Linked DNA regions of Mus musculus: region 1 is linked to region 2. Evidence: chromatin loops called from intact Hi-C (ENCODE). Cell type or tissue: heart. All regions are shown on one strand. Each heading gives the region's core, and the rest is flanking DNA. Links, peaks and the distances in the headings are about the cores only. Region 1 holds the start of Slc25a33 (solute carrier family 25, member 33). Region 2 overlaps Gpr157 (G protein-coupled receptor 157).

Evidence for each region. Peaks named below come from ENCODE experiments on the same cell type or tissue, not always from the same donor. Only the 100,000 strongest peaks of a DNase experiment are listed, where the experiment ranks them.
Region 1: it touches region 2 in a loop (2.9-fold over the local background); 1 of 42 quality-filtered maps calls a loop at or near these places.

The regions. Positions count from the first base shown.
Region 1 is chr4:149,769,971-149,778,718 of GRCm38, forward strand. Slc25a33 (solute carrier family 25, member 33) reads right to left here and starts at 4,297. Exons shown (of 7, transcript NM_027460.2): 1 at 4,030-4,297. The coding sequence starts at 4,085. Gm13073 (a long non-coding RNA gene) reads right to left here. Exons shown (of 2, transcript XR_881587.3): 2 at 8,410-8,748. In heart, for the core only: no CTCF peak of the experiment used is centred there; a DNase peak (open chromatin) is centred at 4,331; H3K4me3 peaks cover 1,448 bases; H3K27ac peaks cover 966 bases.
Region 2 is chr4:150,088,785-150,097,532 of GRCm38, forward strand. The region is part of intron 1 of Gpr157 (G protein-coupled receptor 157); the gene reads left to right. Among named protein-coding and RNA genes, the nearest start is that of Gpr157, 5.7 kb to the left of the region's middle. In heart, for the core only: CTCF peaks have their summits at 3,675 (motif pointing left) and 3,881; a DNase peak (open chromatin) is centred at 3,687; H3K27ac peaks cover 46 bases; H3K27me3 peaks cover 732 bases.

The DNA.
Region 1 (8,748 bases), core at 2,928-5,427, 320 kb before region 2:
TTAATCCTAGCACTTGGGAGGCAGAGACAGGCGGATTTCTGAGTTCCAGGCCAGCCTGGTCTACAAGAGTGAGTTCCAGGACAGCCAGGGCTACACAGAGAAACCCTGTCTCAAAAAACTAAAACCAAAACCAAAACCAAAAAAACATGTAGTTAAAGTGGACACAGGTGTGAAAGGCTAAGGCAGACTCATGAAGGAATGTTTCACTGGAGCGGACACTGAAGGGTATAAATAGGTCTTGATGGACAGTGGTGAAGGCTAACCTAGGCTTGCTTATAGAGGTAGCTGTGTAATGCTTGTGGGTCTCACGTCTTCACTGATCTTCACTTCCCTGAGAGGCACAGCCAAGAACCTCTCCTGGTGTTCCTGCTGGTCTCTCCTGCTGACTTGTGCCAAGGCTGAGGCCTGGCTGTCTCTGCTAGGTCAAGTCACTGCTCTTTGCTAACCTGACTCTACCTAACTGGACTGCTGGTGTAGCCAATGAGGTGTTTGTGAGTTGATCAAGCTGCTGCTGCCTGCTAACCTGTGATATGAATTGCTGATTTCCAGACAACACAGACCAGAGTTGCTCCAAAGATCCCCTCCACCCCCACCCCCAATCCCCAATCCTTTTTTTCCCACTACCTCTGGTGGGTGGTGGGTTACAAGGAAGGTTAAAACATTAAGAATCATCATTAAAAAAAATGGGATTTCAAAAGAAATTAAAGTTCTATCTTTATTTGTTAGAGTAACAATGTCTGAGTGCTTTGACAACACTGACACTGAGGAAAGCACAAACCTTATAGGTACTGTTAATGCCAGAACGAACCTCATCCACACAGATGCAGCACACGCTAGGAGGCAAACGAAAATGCTGAGACCGCTTGGGACTAGAGAGATGGCTCTGTGGTTAAGAGTACATGCCGCTCTTCCAGAGGACCAGACTTGATTATGGCCGCTCACAACCATCTGTGACCCAGTTCAAGGGGATCCAATACTCTCTTCTAGCCCCTGATGGGCATAGGGCTTATATGTAATACATAAATATAGCTGTAGACAAAACAGCCATACACATAAAATCAAATCTAAAAGATATTTTGGCTCAGCAGCTGTATCTCCACAGGTATGATTTCTAGCGCACGAGAAGGGACAAAGTGGCGATTAGAAAGATGTCATCGGTGTGTTTAGGAGCTTGCTATAAGTTATGCCGTTCACTCTGTGATGGTGTATTTATTCACGGATACCCACTCGCATATGGGCTTAAAAATTGGATTTGCCCTCACCGGTCTCTTCATAAACTTGGGACTGAATATTAAACAGAGATGTACTAAAGGTAAACTGTACTCAGAAATACACTACAATGGAAATCAATACATCACTATGAAGAAAACAAAGTGAAGAGCAGGCAGGGGCTTTAGCCAGCCAGGCAACGTGGCTCATGCCTTGGAATCCTAGTACTTAGAAGGCTAAGGCAGGATTGCTGGGAGTGTGAGGCTAGCCTGGGCTATACGGTGAATTCCAGACCTGCTCACACAAAATAAACAAACAGAAACAACTCAATCTTATATTTAAAGTTAGTATAAAATTGGGTTGGGGCATATATACACTCGGAACCTTTCCCAAAGTGCTTATTTCTAGATTTTGGTCTGTGGTGGCCTTTCTGTTCTCTTCTCTGAGGGCAACATGCTACACTGAAAATCTGACTAGTATATGTTAATATAGGAAATAATCTTGGGAAATAATCCAGAAACTTGTTCCTTTAAGAAAAAAAAAATTAAAGACTATGAGTTGGCCGGACAGTGGTGGCACACACCTTTGATCCCAGCACTTGGGAGGCAGAGACAGGCGGATTTCTGAGTTCAAGGCCAGCCTGGTCTACAGAGTGAGTTCCAGGACAGCCAGGGCTACACAGAGAAACCCTCTCTGGAAAAACCAAAAACCAAAAATAAACAAACAAACAAACAAAAAAGACTATGAATTGTTTTGGTGCAGTCTGTTTTTTTTCCAGGATCTAAAATAGATTTTCACTGGTTATATTAATTTATAAGCCTTTGATAGCTAGTAGAAGTGTATTACCAGGACCTGGTGGCACATATCTTTAATCGTGGTACTTGGGAGGTAGAAGCAGAGACAGAAGATCTCTGTGAGTTCTAGACCTTGTCTCCAAAAAACAAAACTTGTTTATATTATTATAATCAGGGATATCGTTAAATCTGTTTGGGAACATAGCCTTCAATGATTATTCAACAAACAAGGGAAACCAACAGATTTTAAAAGCAAGATCTCAGACTTCTCAAAGGCATTGAACTTAGCTCTCTGGAGAGATGCCAGCTAACAACAGAGGAAAGGGCTTACCAGACCCCTGGGCTGACAACTTTTAACTATAGTCTGTGCCCTCTTTATACTGACTCCTTTCATGCTCTACCTTAAAAGGTGTTTTAGGCTAAAATCCAATTAGAGCTCTGAAAGCAGCTTTTTGAGGGTTCATTTCTTTTCTCATCTGCAAGCACAGAGATCTTAAATGGCTAATGAAGGAACCAGAACTTGTTAAACACCACTGCTTCAGGCACAGCACTAATAAACTCCCTGCCTCTTAATGAGTCCCGCAAGCCTCACTGCCCATTGCAGTATTCTCTATCAGCACGTAAGAGGCTGGAATTGGCAGCCAGAGGGCACTGTGAAGGGTGTGCAGGGAAATCCATCCAGACAGGGTCATCAACTATAGTAGTGAGCCTCAACACAGGCCACTCTGAAACTCCCCCAGTTAAGAGCAGGCAGACATACAACATAAGAGACCACTCAGTTAAAAAAGAAAAGAAAAGAAAAAGTATAACAAACAAACAAAACAACCCATTGAGTATAAACTTATTTCTCTTGGCTTTAAAAATATGCCTAACAGACTTTAAGTTCCCTGGGATGACACATTTATATAAAGTGAGGGTGCCTTCTAAGGCTTACTCTCAAAGGTTAATACCAATGAAGACATGGATAGGAGGAATGAAGGCCTGACAGAAATGGATGAACAAGAAATTCCTCCTGCCTAGGCACAACCATTAAAGCTATCTGACGGGTGAAAGGTACTGCCAGCCTGCCAGGTAAAAGGACCAAGGCACCAGAAACCCTTTCATCACCGTTATTTTCTGGATAACCCTTTCATTAACCATTACTTTCTAGTATATGGAACTGTTTAGGTCCAGTTATAGTTCTCAAGTGAAGATGATAACACAGGAAAAACGCTGCATGTTATGTAAAACTTAAATAGCTGGGCTAAATCTCAAAGAGCTCTTCATGACCCCAGGGCTGGGGACACAGCTCCATAGATAGTTTGAAAAACCAGCACCAAAAGGGTCCCAAGCCACTAGCAGCTATGACAAAAGGAAAAGAAAAATACTATTTAAAAAAGAAAACCCCAAACTTTCGTTTTTTTAGGGGGTTAATTCAGCTCCTAGTTGTATCCTCCTATCATGATGTGTTCCTCCACTGAAAATCACTGAAAGGTGCTTTAGGATCGATTAGCACTGACCAACCTTCCGAGGTCCCCATTTACCGTCCCACGTGGTGCAGACCAGCATCCGTTCCCCCCCAACCCCCCATACTCCGCAGGGCAGGCCACGGGCTGCCCTGCGACACCTGCCCGCAGCTCTGACCCAGCGCAGTACCTCCTGGGCTAGCTGCCCCGGGACCTCCAGCATCCGCACCTCTGCAGCGGTGAGTGACCGCAGCGTGATCAGGAAAACGCCAGGAGGCCGGAGCCACAGGGGCTCGGCGCGATCGCCCCTGGTGACAGTCACACCAGCCAGGAATTGTTCAAAAGGAGAATACGGCGAGAGGCGGCCGGTGGGTGGGGGATGGGACCGCGGACGCGCCGGGTGGAAAGCCGCCGTGCCGGCTGACCCCGCGGTGGGGACGCCGAAGCCACGACCCTCCTGGGCTGCCCGTCCTGGCTTCACCCCAGTCCGCGACGGACGGGAAACGCGGATTCCCAAGGCCACGGCACGCAGGGGGAGAAGGCCGGGGCTGAGGCGAGAGCAGCTCGGGCCCCAGACTCACCCGCCGGCGAAGAGATGAAGCAGCGTGTTCTCTTTCTGCTGAGTGCCCGTCGCCATGGCCGCGCCGGCTCCGCGGCCCGCCGCAGCCGCTCGTGGGACGCGCGAGGTCTTGAGCTCCGCTGGCTTCGCTGCCTTCCTCAGGCAGCCGCCGACGCGCCCATGCGCGCGGGAGGCCCAGGCGCCCGGCTCCCTCCGCGGCGTCGCGCCCGGCCAGTCAGCGGCCTCTGCGGCGCTTTCCAGCCGCTAGGCAGAGAGCCTAGCGCGCGGCCGTCACGTGGCGGAGGCCGGGCCGTGACGTCGCGGGGCGCGGCGCGGCGGAGGTGTGGGCCCGGATCCCGTACGCCTATTGGACGGCAGGTGGATGTGGGCGTGGCGGTCGTGCAACGCGGGGCGGGATCAGGCCCCGAAGGGCTGCTCAGGATAATAAGAGGATGACCAGCAAACTGGTCAAAGCTGCTTGGTCCTTCTCAGAGGCTGGAAACTGAGTGTGTAACCATGCCCTATGCTCCAAACCTCTTCTTCTTTTTCTTCTTTTTAAAATTATGTTTATGTGTGTGTGATTTGTTTTTTTTTAAGACAGTCTTACATTGCAGTCCTGGACTGCCTGGAACTTGCCATGTAGACCAAGCTTGGCCTCAAATTCACATTTTATCCGCCTGCCTCTGCCTCCCAAGTGCTGGGCCTAAAGGCGTGCGCCACCACTACCCAGCACCTTGGAACTTTCTATGTAGACCAAGATAACCTCGAAGTCACATTGATCCTTTTGCCTCTGCCTCTCCAGTGCTGAGATTACCCAGCTGTTTTTTGTGGTTTTTATTGTGTGTTTTTAAGGGATGTCATGGGTTCACACATGCCACTGTCTAATGGTGAAGACCAGAGCACAGCTTGCAGGAGTCAGTTTTGCCTATTCATCATGCAGGTCCCAGGAATTGACTTGTTTTTTGAGACAGGGTTTCTCTGTGTAGTTCTAGGTGTTCTGGAACTTACTGTGTAGACCAAACTGGCCTCAAACTCACAGATCTACCTGCTTCTGCCTCCTGAGTGCTGTGATTGAAGGCATGAGCCACCATGCCTCACGGGTCCCAGGAATTGGACTCAAGTTGTCGGATTTGGCTGCAAGTACATTTACCCTGAGCTCCCGATCTTTTTAAGAATTTCATTCTGTAATATTTCCATGTATAAACATGTATGGTGATTACATATTACATCTCACAGCTCTGAGCTTAAATAGGAAAAAAAAAAAAAAAACACGTCACCTAAACAGCCTGCCCTCCTCTAGCCTACCCTTAGTGTTTTGTGTGTTCTTGATCTTTCTATAAATAGCATTATATTTGGTATGTATTTTGCAGTGTGAATTTTGTACTGTGTGCGCTGATGCTCGGACTTGAGCGACCCAGATCGCTCCTCCCCTTAAATATCCTGGACCACTGCCACAGTGAGCCTGGCATCTTCTTACCTCCAGGTCTGGCTCTTGGCTGGGCTTTGCCTGGTTGCCCTGGCAGCACCCTGATCACATGGCTTCGGTGACTCCATGTGGGCTCGTGTACTCACTCTGTTTTATTCAAACTGTTTGTCCCATTCTGGAATGCAAGCTCCATGGGAGTGGGGGGCCTTGTTTTTACACTTCATGGTTGTTCTTAACAGATTGTTCCTGTCACGGTACCTGCCACCTAGTACTGCCCAGGGAACTAATAAACAAATGTCCTAGATTGAACTGATCATTCTACTCCTCCCCCAAGCCTGCTCAGTCTCTTCTGTTCCCTGCCCTGGTAGTGACTCTATATTCTGCACAGGCACCAAGGCCATTAATGTCAGCTTCTAAACTGACTCATACTCTCTCCCTTCCCCTCCCTCCCTCCCTCCCTCCCTCTCTTCCCTCTTTCTTACTTTCTCCCTTCTTCTGCTTCTGACACTTCTAGCTCTGACAAGTCTTGGAACTCATCCTTTCCTTCCTTCCTTCCCCCTCCCCTGCTAGGGACTCCAGGTCTGTGTGTGTCCCACCAACTCTGCAGCTGAGAGGAAGCTGTCCCCACAGGCCACTCCTTTGCTCCTTTACCTTCCAGAGTATTCGGATGCAGAACACACCAACCCATTGTCTTCCGTCTCCCACATCTGATGAGAAGCACCGCCTTTAACCGGCTGAGCTGCCAGACGTCCTGTGTGTACACAGAGGGAAACTGGAGTAGGAGGCGAGCTGTGAGCAAACACGGCAGATCTGTATTTGATAGTGGGCATTGCTTAGAAACAACTGCTAGGCTCAGTCACCTGCAAACACAGTGATTGCTCTATAGTAAAGCCATTGCTGCCAGGCAGAGCTGGGCATAGCAGCGATCCAAATCTGGGCATAGAGTTCAGTGGTAGAGCGGAGCTCTCCATGTGGGAGGATCCATACCAGCTACACTCTAATATTGGACAAAGGAAAGGAAAAGGTGAGATTCTTCATCTTTCTTGTATCTACCAAATCCTTCGCTTTCGTTGCTTAGGAAATGAGAGCTTACTTTAGCTGACATAGATTTTTAAGTCTTTTTTTTTTTTTTTTTTTTTTGGTTTTTCGAGACAGGGTTTCTCTGTGTAGCCTTGGCTGTCCTGGAACTCACTCTGTAGACCAGGCTGGCCTTGAATTCAGAAATCTGCCTGTCTCTGCCTCCCAAGTACTGGGACTAAAGGTGTGCGCCACCACTGCCCGGCTGATTTTTAAGTCTTTTAATAAAAAAAAAAATTATGTGTATAAATATATCACATGTATGCCTAGTGTCCAAGAAGACCAGAAGAGGCAGTCAGATCCCCTGGATCTGGGGTTACAGAAAGTCCCAAACCACCACATCAGTGCTGGGGACAGAACTCAGGTCCTCTCCAAGGGTAGGCTGAGCCACCTCTCCAGCCCCAGTAAAAGGAGGTTTGTAGGGTAGTGGGGAACTTAAGCAGGGTGCTGCCAGGCTGTTAACTAGAAGGGAGTTGTCCCTCTCTGTGCAGGATTTTGGGGTTTGCTTGTCTATTTGTCTGACTGTCTGTTCAGAGACAAGGTCTCACTATGTAGCACTGGCCAGCCTGCAACTCTCTCTATATGGGCAAAGCTAAGCTTGAACTCACAGAACTCTGCCTGCCTACCTCAGCCACCCAAGCACCGCGCCATGCCCCATCCTAGACTGGACTTTAAACCAGAGGAGGTGCCACCCTGGGAACCCACCCCTTTCCTTGGCTCTAACCCTTCGGCAGAGCCAGTCTCCTGGCTTCTTCTCCTCGGGCCTGCCAGTGCAGTGCTGAGCTGGACACACAGCTGAGACTCCAGCCTGCTTGTCAGCAAGGCAGCTTGCCTGCGAGAGCTTTTCCAAGGTCCTTCACGTCCACTATCACTGCAGACCCATGTTGTTGGCAGCCCTGTTGTTTTGTTCCCTCTCGTAGACAAGCAGGACACATCCACCCAAGGTCAACAGCTAAATTGGTGGCTGATGCAACGCTCTGTCATGCCTCAGAGTTTTTGAATGAGCTGTTTCTGATTCCGGGATGCCAGCCTTCCTCCACTGCGCAGGTTCCTGCTGGACCTACAGTACCTCTCCTTCCTCCTCCCTGGACTAAGTATTAAGCCAGCTCAGAGATTGGCCTCCTCGTGAAGCGTGTCTAGTCCCTCTTGGCTCCTGTTTCCTGGAAGGATTTGACTACAGCACCTGTACTACGGAACTACAGCAGGAGGTTGTGAACCACTTGAATTTACTCCCTGGTGTGTCCCTTGCTGGGAAGGAAGAACTCGGGCAGCATTTTCAGAGGGAAGTCTGGGAATTTTTGTTGACATCTGTGAATAAGTTATTTGGCTCAGCAATGCCACATGGCAAGAGCTGTTGGTTTCCGTTGTTTAACACATCTACTGTTTAAATCAGTACTTCAGGCTCCTTGGGTACAGCAGAGATGGAAATGGACACAAATCCTTCGCTTTGGGACAGTGGCAGTGTGCTTGCACAAAGCATTGTGTATTGAATCCAGCATGGCATGAAAACCCGAGCATGGGCTGGAGAGCTGGCTCAGCAGTTAAGAGCACTGGCTGCTCTTCCAGAGGATCCAGGTTAGATTGCCAGCATCCACATGTACAGGTTATGTTTACAACTGCCTGTAACTCCAGTCCAATGGGATCCAATGCCCTCTCTTCTGGCCTCCAAAGGCACCAGGCACACAGTCGTACACAGACATGTATGCAGGCAAAACACATATGCATAAAAATAGATGATAGGTAGATAGATAGATAAATAAAAATGGTCATGGTGGTATATGTTTGTAATCCCTGAATGTAAGAGGTCGGTCATCCTTGGTTACACAGTGAGTTCTATGCCAGCCTGAGCTATATAAAACTTTTTCTCAAAAACAAGACTAAAAACAACAAAATACACAATTAAATTCAGCAATTACAGAAAATATATGAGCAAATGGCTTATAATCCCGAACCATGAAGCTGGTTTAACATGGGAGCATCAATAATATACCATAGCAGATTAACAGAAGAACAAAGGGAGAGTGTCAATAAACACAGAAAGTGTTTGTCACGAGTGCACACTATTCTCGATAAAAAGGACTCAGCAATCTTCCTGCTGTCTAAGCCAGGCGTGGCAGTACACACCTATAATCCTAACCCTTGTTTGCTGTCGCGGCGAGTCACCGAGGATTGTAGAAACCTCTTATTTTTCTCTGTCTGTGTAAAAAATAAGAAAGTGGGAAAAGCCAAGTCTTGCCA
Region 2 (8,748 bases), core at 2,545-5,044:
ATGTGTCACGTGTATGTGTACTTGGCGCCCTCGTAGGTCAGACGAGGGTATCGGATCCCCTGGAACTGGAGTTACAAATGGTTGTGAACCATCATGTGGGTGCCGGGAATTGAACCAAGGTCCTCTACAAGAGCAAGAAGTGCTCTTAATCACTTCTCTTAACCATGCTCTCAACCATCTCTCCAGGTCACTCGATGTGGTCTTGATTGTCGAGAACTCAGGTCAGGGTCAGGCTGTCAGCCACCTGGAGTCCCTGAGAGTGGGGAAGCCCAAGGCCCTGCACTATGCTGGTCCACTCTTCTTTCACGCTTGTCAGCAAGAAAGCTGTGCCCAGAGGCCAGCCTTCCCTCCTGTCGTTTCAGTTTGAAATTCTCGGCAGTCTGCGCAGAATTTGAGGCAGGAAGCCTAAGGCTTGTTTCCTGTCTCTTTGCCTCAGCTCAAGGCACCAGCGTCCGCCCTAATTATAGGTCCCTTCTATTAAAAACTTGAATGCTTTCCAAGGGCCGAGCGGGTAGTCAGCACTTTGGTAGAGACAGGTCACCTGGGTGTCACACGCAGAGGCCACAAGCTGGGAAGAGTCACTTGACCTCCTGTTCTTGTAGCTGTTGGAAGGAGACCAGCCGGTCCTAAAGAAACGAAAGAGCCCTCCTCTCCACTTGCCAAGCAAAATCTTTGTGCCATGTCACCATGTTACAGGTAGGGACCTACTGAGAAGGAGTCTGGGGTTTCTCTCCCCTCCAGCATGCAGCAGACACTGACTGTGTGAGACACCACAAGTGTGATGCCAGGTGGTCACAGGCACTGGGAAGGGAGCCCAGGGTTGGACCTTTCTTCCAAGGATCTCTCCTCTGCTGCCTTCCTTTAAACCCCGATGACGACAGTATATTTTTTAAGCAAAAGAAACAGAACCCTCTGTGTGGTCCCTACAGAAGATGAGTTCCCTAACCCATCTGAGTTGGGAGTTCTCCGCTCAGTCTGCATCAGCCACCCTCTGGGAGGGTTCTCTATGATGCTTGGAGAAGTCTTCCTAGGGCAGGCTGTGTCCAGGAGACTTGCTAGAACCTGCCCAGCAGGTTCATTTTTGACCCAGATCCTCCCACGCTGGTTGCTAGGGGCTCTCCACAGTATAACCTTGGAGTCTTAGGTTATTGTTGCTGACGGATCTGTTTGTGGAAGAATTCTCATTCCTGGACACGGCCTACCTGAACCCTCACTGTGTGTCTGTGTATATACTTATTAGACAGGTTCTCCCTGTATAGCCTTGGCTGGCCTGGAACCTCCTGCCTCTGGCTCCCGTGGCTGCTACCACGTGTGCTACCACGCCCACTGATTATCCCGGCTCTTCTTGCAGACTTTACAACCTTGCAAAGGATTTTTAAAATACTAACAGCACAAATGGATATCTCTGTGAAGAATTCTTAAGGACAGTCAGGGTTGATGGCACATCCCTATCATCCCAGGGGAGACAGAGGCAGGGGGATCAGGAGTTTAAAGTCAACATTGGCGTCATATAAACTCGGACGTCAGCCTGCCAGGCTGGGCTGCATGGGACCGTCTCCCCCGACCCCCTAAAAGTTACTAGGAGGTGACAAGAATAGTAGAGAACCATTTTTCTCATTGAACTAGAAGAAAAATAATGAGAATGTCAATGGGAAAGAGTTGGCAAAGCTGAACTGCCTGCTTTATTGGTTTTGTAAACCAGAGTAATCCTTACAGGAAGCTCCAGTGCACACCCTCGGGTCCTGTAATCCTAGTGACCAGAGCCTAAGGAGATAACACAGAGCTCACACAACACCGCATTCTCAGGACTTGGTAAGGAGCTTTTTGCCAGATCGAGAATTAGAACTGATTTCGGTGTCCAGCGATAGAGGAGCAGTGAGTTCCATGACTTCTGTCCCATCCAGAATGTCATGCGTCTCTTACACGCCGGTGGTCAGTGCTCTGAATCGAATTTTAACTGGTATAGTAGAGTGTGGCACCAAAGGGAGACTTTTTTTTTTTTAGAGATTTATTTATTTTATGTAGGTGAATCCACTGTCACTGACTTAAGACACACACTAGAAGAGTCATCGGATCCCATTACAGATGGTTGTGATCCACCATGTGGTTGCAGGACCTCTGGCAGAGCAGTCAGTGCTCTTTACCGCTGAAACATCTCTCCAGCCCAGGAGACTTTTTCTGCCTGTTTTCTAGAAGCGCTGGGGTTTGGCGCGAGGGCTACATCCTGAGAGGGCTACATCCGGCGAGGGCTACATCCCCAGCCCTGAGAAATTCCATCTCCAAAACCAATTACAGGCATGAAACCCAGAATTCCAGAGGTGGACAGGACAGTCACCCACCACTCACAGAAGACAAATGGCCCCAGACCACAGAGCTGGAACGTGGGAGGCTCGGGGTGGACACTGAGTCTGGCCCACTCCAGAGTCTTGGCCCTTTATGCGTCTACCTGGCTGGAATAACCACTTGAGCAAAGTTTATTTTTAGCTTTGCAAATTTCCCAAATGTTAGCACCTTATCGCCTTCTGCTCTTTCTGTTCAGACACAAATGCTTCTCCTCTCTAAATGCTTATGTGTGTGGCTCTCCAACAGAGGAGCACAGACCTATACAAGCTCCAGGACGACAACTGTCACCTGATGAGTAGACTTTCTCGAACCTCTGTCTCTCTGAGGACTCTTAGAGTGTTTCTGAGGAAAGTTCTGGTTTGCACATTGACCTGGTTTTCATGTCTTTTTATCCCTCCATTCTTCCACTTCTCCAGCCATCTTGGTTCGTAACGCTGACCTTATTTGTACTTATTATTACCGTTCAGGGATTACGTGTGTCACGGCACCCGTGTGTGGCGGTCAGAAGACAGCTTTGTGGAGTCACTTCTCTCCTTCCATCTTTATGTGGCTTCTGGGGATTGAATCAGCAGGCTTGGGCAGTATGCACCTTTATCCCCCAGCCATCTTGCTAGCCCAACATTGACTGTTCATTTACTTTTGTTACTGTTTGAGTCCGATCCTGCTTCCACTTCCAGGGTGCCATGATTGCAGGTATGTCTCCATTAAACGTTCTATGCACTGCTGAGCATCAGGGTGAAACCCAGGCAAGTAGCCCAAAGCTCTGATTTATATTTCGTTCAGACAGCGCCTTAGTCTGTGTGTAGTCTAGGCTGGCCGGGAATCCCATATTTAGCCTAAGCTAGCTTCCGACTCAGGGCAAACCCTTTGCCTGGCTCCTGGGTGCTGAGGCTACTGAACGGATCACTGTACTGGATTCGTAACACTGGCGTTGTGAGGAGTTCGACGTGGTGACTTGCAGAATGTCCCTTGGTTTTGTTCATCTGGCGCTTCCGCAAAGGGTTTCAAGTTCTGCACTCTGGCAGATTTCAGAAGTACTTTGGAGTTGACATGGCAAAGTGACATCTGCCAGGCATTTTGCGCGCTCTCTCTCTCTCTCTCTCTCTCTCTCTCTCTCTCTCTCTCTCTTCTGTATGGGCGTTTTGCCGGCAACCACTATATGGGAGCTGGATATTGAACCCGTGTCCTCTGTAGGAGCAGCCATTGCTCTTATCAGGGCTACCCTTCCAGCCCCTACTTCAGCTTTGATCATTCCTGCTGTACATCCATAAGAATGTGCTTCTGTGGCCGTTGGTTACAGCGCCCCCCTGTGGCCAGGGCTGGAATTGCCAGGGGGTCTTGAACTCACCCTTTATGGCAACTGAGATAACCCTGAAGCTGTCTCCAATCTCACCTTGGCAAGGGCCCCAGAGTCAGCACAAGCTGGCTTGCCACCCCCACCCCCACCTCAGTTCTGCCAGATCAGTTCTAGAGTCCTGTGGATAGGGGTGGGATGTGAGTGTTATCTCCAAGGGTTAGAGGTAAGGGTCCTGACTTGAGCTGGCCTCCAGCCGTCTGTGAGTGACTGTGACCACAGCTGTGTTGCCTCTGGCGCCCCCTTGGGTAATGGAGAAGAAAGAGTCTTGTGTCTCAAGTTGGTCATAGAAACTCTTTGTGGGGAGTTGGAAGTCCCAACATAATGAAAAGGTGGCATCCATCAAGCACTGTAGCGCATGCCTGTAATCCCAGCACTTAAGAGGCTGAGGCAGGAGGATTGCCACAAACTCAAGCCAACTCAAGGGCAGAGCTGGATTTGGGGGTTCGTTCTTCCTTCGGTGTCCCAGAGTCCTCTCTAAGACTTGTGCTAGAGACTGGGGTGAGATGGATGGGAGAGAGAATCTGTTTTGTTTGTGTTTTCTAAGACAGGTTCTTAGCTAAACCTGGCTCAAACTTGCTGTGTAGCCCTGTGAGCAGTCAAACTCTTGTTCTCCCTGCCTCCACCTCCCAAGTGCAAGGGTTACAGGAGTGATCTCCATGCCCGGCTTAGCTTTTGTTCTAGCCAAGGTCTAGCTAGCACTGTAGCCCAGGCTGGCCTAGAACTCACTGTGTAGCCCAGGAAAGTGGCTTTGAATCAAGGTCAGGTTCTCTACTTCACCTCCACGTGCCATTGCTGTTGTTGGGGTCTATAGACCTGAGGCTTTTAGAGCTGTTATGAGCACTGATAAGGGGGGAGTAGGCTGTACGAAAGGAACATTTTCCACATTTCCTTTTTTCTAGACAGGTCTCACTATGACTGGCGTAGTCTTGGCTACTCCCTATTGTAGATCTGCCTGCCTCTTACCTAGGAAGGGCTAGGATTTAAGTCCTGTGTCACCATGGGACATTTCATCCCTACAAGAAAGATCCCTTCCAGGTTGGGGAGGGGGGTTGGGGGGGTGCTATGCTAAAGTGGATTGCAGGCAAAACAACCTTTAGTACCACCAGTTCACAGCCGGTGTCAGGGGGCAGAGGGGGACTGAGATGGGAGATCCAATCATAATTCATAAAACAAAAGGAAATTCCTTTTTAGACTTGAGAGTGGGGAGGTCTCTGTACTTAGAACAGAGCAGCCTCCGGTTAGCCGTTAAGTGAAAGTGTAACTCAGGAAGCCAATCCTATGGCCCCACCCTACCTTGGGCCTCTGCAAGTTTAGCTGCTTAGGGAAGGTGCTGGATAGGAAGTAAGGCAGGCAGTCCAGTCGTGATCCCCTCTACAGGGGCAGCCTCTGAGCAGTAGCCTTTTAAGCAATACTCCCGGGCCTCAGTGCCTCCAAACTGGAGCTGGTTTTTGTTCTACCCAAGGTTATTTTCTTTCAAGATAACAGGTAAAGTCTTAGCCATGGGAACCCCAGGGCAAAGGCCCCAGGGGCGGCCCCAGGAGAGGCCCTGGAGGCTACTACCTTTGATCCTTCCAAATCTGTGGAGCAGATTTTATCTTTCTTCAGGCCAGTACGGCCAGGGCCTAGGTGTGCAGGGCCGTCTGCTGGGGACTGGAGCATCACCAGGTGTGTTGTGTATTGCACAGGGCGCCCCTCCCCCCCCCCCCCACAGCTCCCACAGCTGAAGCCGCAGAATGACCTCAAGTCGGCCTTCCTAGAGACTGACCCCCATGAACCTCTCCCACATCCTAGCTCTGCCCCATGAGAGGGACAATGGGAGGCCATTGTCCTGGAGAAGCTGCCCCTTTGCAGCCTCTCTGTTCAGCCCGGCTTCCCACTGGCTCCTCCCCAGGGTTTTTGTAAACTGAAACATTGTTGCCTTAGAGTTTCCTCTATTAAGGCTTTCTACAGACACTGGGTCCTTAAACCAGAAACTGCCTTTTGGCGCCTACAAGGGTGAAGGAAGACCCCCTCTTTGTTTTCTACCCAGCAGTTGCCAACCGGAGAGATCTGGAGGAACTGAGAAATATAGGGATCTGGTTGTGGGAGGAGCTGACAGCACAAATGATCCCTGGAGCCCACTTAGAGCCTGGGCCCCTTAGTGGGATGGGCTGGGGCCTGGACACAGGCTACAGATGTTCTTTGGAAAGAAAGCAGTGGGCGGCTTCTCCACTGAACTCTGTGAAGCGGGAGTAGGGATGTCCTTACAGAAAAGTGTTCCGCTTTGTAACAGTTCCTCACAGGGGCTGAGCTGGGATGCCCAAGGGGTTTGATTCTAGCGGGCATCCAGCACATTGCTATTCTGAGGGCAGCCACCTGCCTGTGACCATCATAGGAATTCCTAGTGTGAGGGTGGCTTGCCTCTTTGCTGTGCACAACTAGTTTCATGTCCCTGGGAATTTCAAACTACAATGAGTAGAGAGGTCCCCTAAGGCCTTAACTGGGGAAAGCCAAGTGTCATTGTATCCAGTTTCTCTTCTCTGGGCCCTTCTAGTTCATCCCTGGGACTTGGGGACTATGCTTCCCAGAGCTTGGGGCAGTGGCTCCTCCCAGAACCTGGTACGCCAACAGCCCAACAGCTTGGAGTTCTTCCCTCATGGCCCAGGAGCTGGAAATTCAAGGTGTGGGTGAGAAGGTTCTCCTGGGTCCTCTGTCCTTCCCTCATAGATGGCACTGTCTCCTCAGATGCTTACAAGGATGTCCCAGATGCTTGTCGGTGTCAAATCTATTCCTACAGAATTCAGTGCTCTTAGATGTGGACCCGAGCTGGCAGCTGCCTCATTTGAATCCAGTTAACTCATGAAGAACCTTGTCTCCACATACAGTCCTAGCCTCAGGTTCTGAAAGTTGGGGCTTCAAGAGAAAGATCTGGAATGGAGTAGAGTTTAGTCCGTAGCTGCCTCAGAAGGGAGGAAGCCAGTGCAGAGCTGCCCTCAGGTTCCAGGTAAACGCAAACCAGGGACCCAGGCACTCGTGGAGGCGATGTTGCTGCCCTTCCAAGTGAGAGACCTGCTGGGGTGTGGTGTACTAGCCCTCCTCCAGTTAGACAGACAGACCTTAATTCTTGAGCCTCCTGCTTCAGATCCAGAGCTTTAAAGAGGAGAGGCCCCGTCCAGTCATCAGCCGGGTCTGCATGAGACCCTGTCTCAAAAAGTTTAAGAGATGGAGAGAACTTTAATAGTCTAAAGTAATTAGAAGGATGAATGGAATCCCACGAGCTGCCCTCTGACCTCCGCATGTGTGCTTGGACATCCAAGCCCTCCCTCACGAATAAATAAGTGTAATTTTAAAAAGCACACATGCACACACATATTTCTACACCAAGTGCTCCCTATGGCCACGCCCATACAGACAGTAGACTTTCCAGGGATACGTCACTGACCCCTGTGCTCCCCAGCCAGGGACTGCAACCAAGAGCACGGTATTTTATAGAGACAGATTTGGCTCAGCAGTTAAGAGCATCTGCTGCTCTTGCAGAGGACCTGGGTTTGGTTCCTAGCACCCACGTGGCGGCTCACAGCTGCCTGAACTGTAAGTGATACCACTCCTGGGTGACCTGACAGTCTCTCTGGCCTGCATGTGGTGTGCGTATATACATGCAGGCAAAACACGCATATCCATGAAACCAGTAAATCTTTAAAACATAACGCCTAAGGTGTTGTTAGCCCTGAATGGAGGCAGAAACGGGCAGACAGGAAGCTGAGCATTCAGCGTGGAGTTGACAAGAACAGAGTAGAAAGAACGAGGAGGCCACCGTGCAGCACAGAACACCGGTGCCTTCATCCAGCGAAGAGGTCCCTTAGTCACTGCTGGGGAAGCTAGAGGCTGTATGTCTTGTTCTCTGTGTTCTCAATTGCTTCAGACAGGGTCTCACTGTGTAGCCCAGGCTGGCTTCAGACTCCTGGCAATCCCCCTGCTTCAGCCTCCCCAGGGCTGGGGTTAGGGGCCTGCCTCTCACTTTCATCTTAGATGTTTCAGAAAATGAAAGTTGTGAGGCTGCCTTTTGTGGTTGAAATCACTCTCAATTCCTGACCGTGGCCGGCTGGGGAGAGCAGGGCTCAGCGAAGCACCTCTGGAAAGCCCATTGGCTGTCTGGGCGTGGCCATAGGGAGTTGTTGGTGTAGAAATACGTGTGTGTGCTTTTTTAAAATTGCATTTATTCGTGAGGGAGGGCTTGGATGTCCATGCACACATGCGGAGGTCAGAGGGCAGCTTGAGGGATTCAGTCTGGCCCTCTGATTTAGGGTAGGCTGTTGTGACTGTCCTCTCAGCCTGTTTACGGAGGGTTATCCCAGCCAGACCTGTTGACTGATAACATTCCCTCAGGAGGACATAGAGGTCACAAGACCCTCATCTGAGTGTCCAGCCACTTCCAGCCACCTGTTGTATGGACCTCTGCCTTACATGCACCTGGCCTTGGGGGAGGGGTAGAGTAACCAGGGGCCTAAAGGACGGGGGGGGGGGGGGGCGGAACAGGGATCCATCCAGATAGCTATGGGGAAGTCCTCATTCCTATTGGCTGGAGGAAAGGCTTTATAGATGCAGCTTTTTAGGCTAAGTAACTCAGTTGGGGACTTTGGGGGAGGACTAGACATTGCTCATGTACTCAGGGATGTGAACATCGTCCTATCTGTGGCATGTATGATTCATGTGTGTCTGTGTGTGTCTGTGTGTGTACATGTGCACACACTATAGACACCCATCTACACTCTTTTGATGAGCACCGTAACATTACAACATTACAGCCGTGTAGCCCAGGTTGGCCTCCAGAGTGCTTGTCTTCAAAGTACTGGGATTACAGGCATGCACTGCCCTGCCTTGGCTTTAATCACAGCCTTGACAGCTGTCGGCACACATGGGGTTGCCTGGACTTGTGTGATCTGTGTGAATGCTCACTGGATTCCCTCAGATGGTGCGGTCGCTATCTCCACCCTGTGGGAATGCTGACCTGGCTAAGCAACTTGCCTAGGTGGCAACAGAGTGGTCATTTGGACCCAGCCCATTGCATC